Regions from separate parts of the Homo sapiens genome. Here region 1 is linked to region 2. The links are chromatin loops, found by intact Hi-C in ENCODE. Cell type or tissue: natural killer cell. All regions are shown on one strand. Links, peaks and the distances in the headings refer to the core of each region. The heading gives the core; the rest is flanking DNA.

Region 1 (2,811 bases), core at 265-2,764, 190 kb after region 2:
TATAGTGTAAAAGAGCTTCATTTTTTAGTTGAATAAGTCATATCTCTTGTATTCAGTAGGATTTACATTCTAATGGGGGAGGAATATGCATCTAAAGAAAACTAACATAAGATATATCCAAAATATATGTCATTAGTGGTCTAGATATCAAATGCTAGCTCACGCCTGTAATCCCAGCACTTTGGGAGGACAAGGCAGTTGGATCACCTGAGGTCAAGAGTTCGAGACCAGCCTGGCCAATATGGTGAAATCCCGTCTCTCCAAAAAAAAAAAAAAAAAATTAGCCAGGCATGGTGGCGCACACCTGTAGTCCCAGCTACCCTGGAAGCTGAGGTGGGAGAATCACTTGAACCTGGGAGGCGGAGGCAGAGGTTGCAGTGAGCTGAGATTGTACCACTGCACTCCAGCTTGGGCCACAGAGACCCTGTCTTAAAAAAGAAAAAAAATGGTGTTGATTTAGATCAACATTGGCTGGGGTCGTCAGGAAATGGTAAAGGAAAGAACAGATCCTTGAAGGATAGGCAGGATTCTGAGGAGTAAAGAGGAAGGGAAGAATATTATAGGTGTAACCAAAAGCACAGAAGGAACCTAGAAAACTGATTCCTGGGCCGTTGACAATAGGTATCACAAACTTCATTCTTAATCATGCACGTAATTGAATTGATCAAAGCTAGGCAATTGGCATCAAAACTAAAACTGGAGTCTTTCAGAATTCCAACTCCAGGCTCTGACAGTGTGTATTAACTTTGAAGCAAAGTATTTGTTTGGGAGACAAGAGGGAGAGGTTTGGGATAGTAGGTTGGCACTTTATTCGAGGTACTTCCACGAGTATTTAAGGATTTTTGAATCGTTTTCTATGCGCAGTGACCTGCAACTGCTTAGGTGTGGTTTCAAGGTGGTTTCTACTGCATTGTTTTTGTTCTGTTTTTGCACTTAAATTTTACACTGCACAATTATTGAACACAAGAAAATACTGACATTGCAGATTAGGAGCAAGTCCTACTGCTCAAAGGCCAAAGCGCTCTTGCCTTTGCTCAGAGCTGCTCTGTGAGATGGGTGGGCCTCTCAGTCTAGGTACTGACTGTGCCCACACTGGCTATCGACGAGAATTGACTCTCTGCAGCCACCGTCTCCGTCCTAAAGTCCCATCCAATCAGGGTTCCGCGGGAAGAGGCGGTGCTGAGAGGCGCGTACTGTGCTTGCTTTTTGCAGTACCTGCTGCGGCCGCTTTCGGCATGGAGGAAATTTATGCGAAGTTTGTGTCCCAGAAAATCAGCAAAACCCGCTGGCGACCGCTGCCTCCGGGAAGTTTACAGACCGCGGAGACGTTCGCTACAGGATCTTGGGACAATGAGGTATCGCCGCTGATAGGGACGAGCCCCTACCTCCTCCCTCTCTCCGGTTGAGCTGACCCCTGGCCTTCCGCGCGCCAACTCCCACCTTCTGGTTCTTCTCGCACTTTTAGGTCCCCCGGACCCCTGTCTCAGGCGCGGTTGCTCCGTAGCTCAGAGCCGGTGATGGCATGCCTGAGCCTCGTATCTCGTTGTGTTTTAAACTCACCATACCATTTGAGATGTTTTGGAGCAACATTTCCGGACGGGAGCACAACTTTTATTTTCCGAGAGTTGACGTTTATGTCATCTCAAGACAAAACTTTCTGTTTTACAGGAAAATTATATTTCACTGTGGTCTATTGGAGATTTTGGAAACTTGGACTCTGATGGAGGGTTTGAAGGAGACCATCAGTTATTGTGTGATATCAGACACCATGGTGATGTAATGGATTTACAGGTAAATCTGTGTAGCATCCAAAAGCTAACTTTGAAAGTCCTGAGTAATACATTTAAACAAGCAGAGCATCATAAAAGTTGTCTGGTGTCACCCCTCGTTTACAGAAAACTGAGTGCTCTGTAAGTTATGATTTGCCCAACATCATTTAGCCATTTAGTGGCAGAAAAAGGACTGGGAAAGGGGATGTAGATTTAATCATACTTTTTTATTAATTGACTGTCGACTATGTGCTAAATACCGTTTGGGGAGCTTTACAAAAATTAATTATTGTTGCATGCCAGTGAATCAAGTATCGTTACTTTGTTTTACTAATGAGAAAATTGAGACTAATATATCTTGAGCATGTACTATGTGACAGATACTGTGCAGGGGGATAACATCATTTTGTTTTTTGAATTCTCATAACAACTCCCTAAGTAGAGATTAGTGCTCCCGTTTTAAAGATTTACCACGATTTAGTGAACTTAACTTGGCCAAAGTCTCAAAACCAGTAATGAGTGGTGGGGATGAAATTGAGTTTTCTTTTTTTTTTTTTTTTCCAAGATGGAGTCTCGCTCTGTCACCCAGGCTGGAGTACAGTGGCATGATCTGAGCTCACTACAACCTCCGCTTCCCGGGTTCAAGCGATTCTCCTGCCTCAGCCTCCCGGGTAGCTGGGACTACAGGCGCAGGCCACCATACCCGGCTAATTTTTTGTATTTTTAATAGAGACGGGGTTTCACCATATTAGCCACGATGGTCTCTATTTCCTGACCTGGTGATTTGCCTGCCTCGGCCTCCCAAAGTGCTGGGATTACAGGAGTGAGCCATGGCGCCCGGCCGAAATTAAGTTTTCAAATCCTGGTGTGGAGAGCCCCTGCATTTTCCATAGAAAGCTACCTAGCCCTGGTGCGCGCTTGTAATCCCAGCTACTCTGGAGTCTGAGGCAGGAGAATCGCTTGAACCCGGGCGCAGAGGTTGCAGTGAGCCGAGAGTGCGCCAGCTTGGGCAACAAGAGCGAAACTCTGTCTCAAAAAATAA
Region 2 (2,811 bases), core at 245-2,744:
TCTGGCTGTCTCTGCAAGTGGCTGAACAGCTCCTCTTGCTCTCTGTGGGTCTGTGGAGGCTCCAGGTCCCCTAGGCCCAGGTGCTGTCATGCTCACCAGGTCCCACCAAGAGTGCACCCCACCGTGGATGGTGGAGGAGACCAGGTATAGCTGCTCCTGCCCCTACCCCTCTCCTGACCAGCCAATCTTAATAGGAGGAAGGAGCAGGGATGAGTGGAGCCATGGAGGTTGGTGCTGGAAAGAACAGAAATGAAGACCTTTATCCCATCCCCCAAATGATGGGGATCCCTTTCTGAGTTCTAGCAGCCCTTTGGTAGTCTGATGATTAGATTCCTCCCATGCGTCTTAAACCCTATCGTATGGCAGGCACTGTGCTAGGTGCTGGGTTTACACGTGGGTGATGGATGTGTCCAGTCCTCCTGGAACTTAGAAACCAGATATGTCCAGTCCTTCAGGCACTTAGAATCCAGGTACAGAAACAAACATCTACGTGGCTGCTGCTGCTGATGTGTTGTCCTCGAGATGGTTGGGGCTATGAAAGGGCAGAAGAGGGGGTGACTCATTCTGCTTGGGAAGTTGCATGGAGGTTTCTTGGGAGGTGGCATTTCAGACTGCTCTTGTAGAAACTGGAAGAATACAGTGTGGCCAGGTGGGAGGAGAAGACAGGGCACCCAGCAGAGGGACAAGCATGAGGAGGAGGCCTGGGGTGCAAATATCATAGAACTTTGGGGAGCTATGAGAAGTCTGCAGTAATGAACCCTTAGTTACTGGGGTAGACTCTTTCCACAGGGAGGAGGGAATATCTGGAAGGAAGGTAGGGAAGGAGGGGTGGGCAGGAACCTGTCCTGGGGTCCCTGTCTCCCTTCACAGGAAATCAAGTCACCATTCATACATATACATATAGCATACACTCCCACACACACACAGACACACACATAGAGATATGCACATGTGGTCTCACACACACAGAGAGACATGCATGCATAGTCTCACACAAACACACACAGTCGCATGCACAGTCTCACACACACACTACACAGGCACACACACATATGCACACACACAGGCACACAGACACACACATACAAACATACAAACGTTCATGCACAAATACAGACACACACACACACGCACGTGCACACACAGACATACATAAACACACGGGAGAAAGTGGGTGTCATCTCGAGAGTTCTTGTGTCTGTCCCATCCCACCCACTCACCTGTCACCTCTGGGGCTGTCTCCCAGCTCATGAAGGATTTCTGAAGCCATCAAGCAGTATGTCACTGTGTGATCTGAAACACTCAGACACCTCCTCACTCTGACCTTCCTTCCTGGTATCCTTGGCTCTGGGATGAAGCAGCGTCCTGTGGGTTTTCGCGGTAGTAAAAGAGAAACCTCTCCCCTGGGGCAGAACTGCTGGGCCACCAGAGAGCACCCCTCTGCTCTTTGCCCTCAGGGCATCTTGATCTGCAGGGTGAGAGGAACTGCCCCAATCCCCTGAAATAAACTCTTTATTGATCTCTCATCCACCATGATGTCACAATTGTCTCATCCACCATGATGTCACAATTGTCTCATCCGCCATGATGTCACAAACTCACTGTGAGCAAACCCTCTGGGCTTATTGAAATATTTGAAAGATTAGTGGTGCCATCTGCTGGACACCGCAGGAAGTACTGATCCAAAGTATTTTATAGTTTCAACATCAGACTATGCACCATTGCTTTAGATGACATTGTAGTTTTACAATCTGTGATTTCAACAGTTGCTGTGATAAAAAACCAAGAATCCCTGCAAAAATAGGTATGAAATAGGAAATCAGGGTGGCTGTGTCCAATCTGCTTCCAAAGTTTGAGAAGTTGTTCAGTGCCCAGTAGGTACACATGTCCATTAGTAAACATTTGTGCTTATTTAAGAAAGAAATAAACATACTACTTTTTCAATTTATGTGAAATATTTTCTTAAATGGCAATAAAATTGCTAGGTCATAAATATTTATTGTTTGCTCCTGACTACTTAACGAATACATTCTTGGGTACTCTTTTTTTATAGGGTTGTCTTGAAAATGTTACAAAGGCACCTTCTGGATTTTCCCTGGACCACTCCAGTACATTTCATGGGCTCTGCCTCCTGCAGGAAGGCATGAAGCCAGGACACACATGTTACTTTTTTGGGAGTCCTTCCTGTTTAGCCTGTTGAGGACCTGGAGACTCCCTTCCCACTCTTCCTCTCCATTACCTTGCTCCCCACCACCTGAATCATCTGTCACTTTCCTACACCTGATGCAATGCACCTGCTCATTACGTTCACCTGCTGTCCCCACTGGAGCACGGATTTTGTCTGTTTTCCTCAGAGAAGTATCCACAGCACAGCTCACTGTTGGTTCTGAGGCTGTACTTACCCTGTGAGTGAATAAATGAGAGGCAGTGAGTGGGGCAGCGGCCTCTTTCCTGTCCATTTGTTCACTACACTTTAGATGGTAACTTAGGATGTGGTGTAGACCAGTGTTTCCTGGGCACAATAAATCAGAATATATTGTGAAGACAAGAAGTAGAAAGAAATGTTAGGTGGAAGAATATGAATTTTCAAGTAGGAGTTGGGCAGAGTGAGAAACCAATCAGGAAAGGGGTAAGTTTGGTTTGCTTGTAGATAACATGTGGAGAAATGCAGCCATCTGCAATGGAGACTGGGCGCTGTTAGATTCGTTTGCGCCAAGACCACCTCCACTACCTGCCCTTGTCCTACTCTCTCCCGAGGCTGAATGCAGCTCCTGTGCCTTCAGTGCCAAGGAAGCCATAGTTTCAGGTCAG

The links. Hi-C counts contacts between places; a loop is a spot of excess contacts. Peaks named below come from ENCODE experiments on the same cell type or tissue, not always from the same donor. Only the 100,000 strongest peaks of a DNase experiment are listed, where the experiment ranks them.
Region 1: it touches region 2 in a loop (3.0-fold over the local background); 9 of 110 quality-filtered maps call a loop at or near these places.

Annotation. Positions count from the first base shown.
Region 1 is chr6:149,744,920-149,747,730 of GRCh38, reverse strand. NUP43 (nucleoporin 43) reads left to right here and starts at 1,202. Exons shown (of 8, transcript NM_198887.3): 1 at 1,202-1,355; 2 at 1,669-1,791. The coding sequence starts at 1,236. RefSeq lists an enhancer at 833-892. In natural killer cell, for the core only: a CTCF peak has its summit at 1,254; a DNase peak (open chromatin) is centred at 1,150; H3K4me3 peaks cover 986 bases; H3K27ac peaks cover 969 bases.
Region 2 is chr6:149,933,189-149,935,999 of GRCh38, reverse strand. LOC105378052 (a long non-coding RNA gene) reads right to left here and starts at 1,487. Exons shown (of 2, transcript NR_134598.1): 1 at 1,221-1,487; 2 at 1-532. In natural killer cell, for the core only: CTCF peaks have their summits at 1,474 (motif pointing right) and 1,673 (motif pointing left); a DNase peak (open chromatin) is centred at 1,639; H3K27me3 peaks cover 2,018 bases.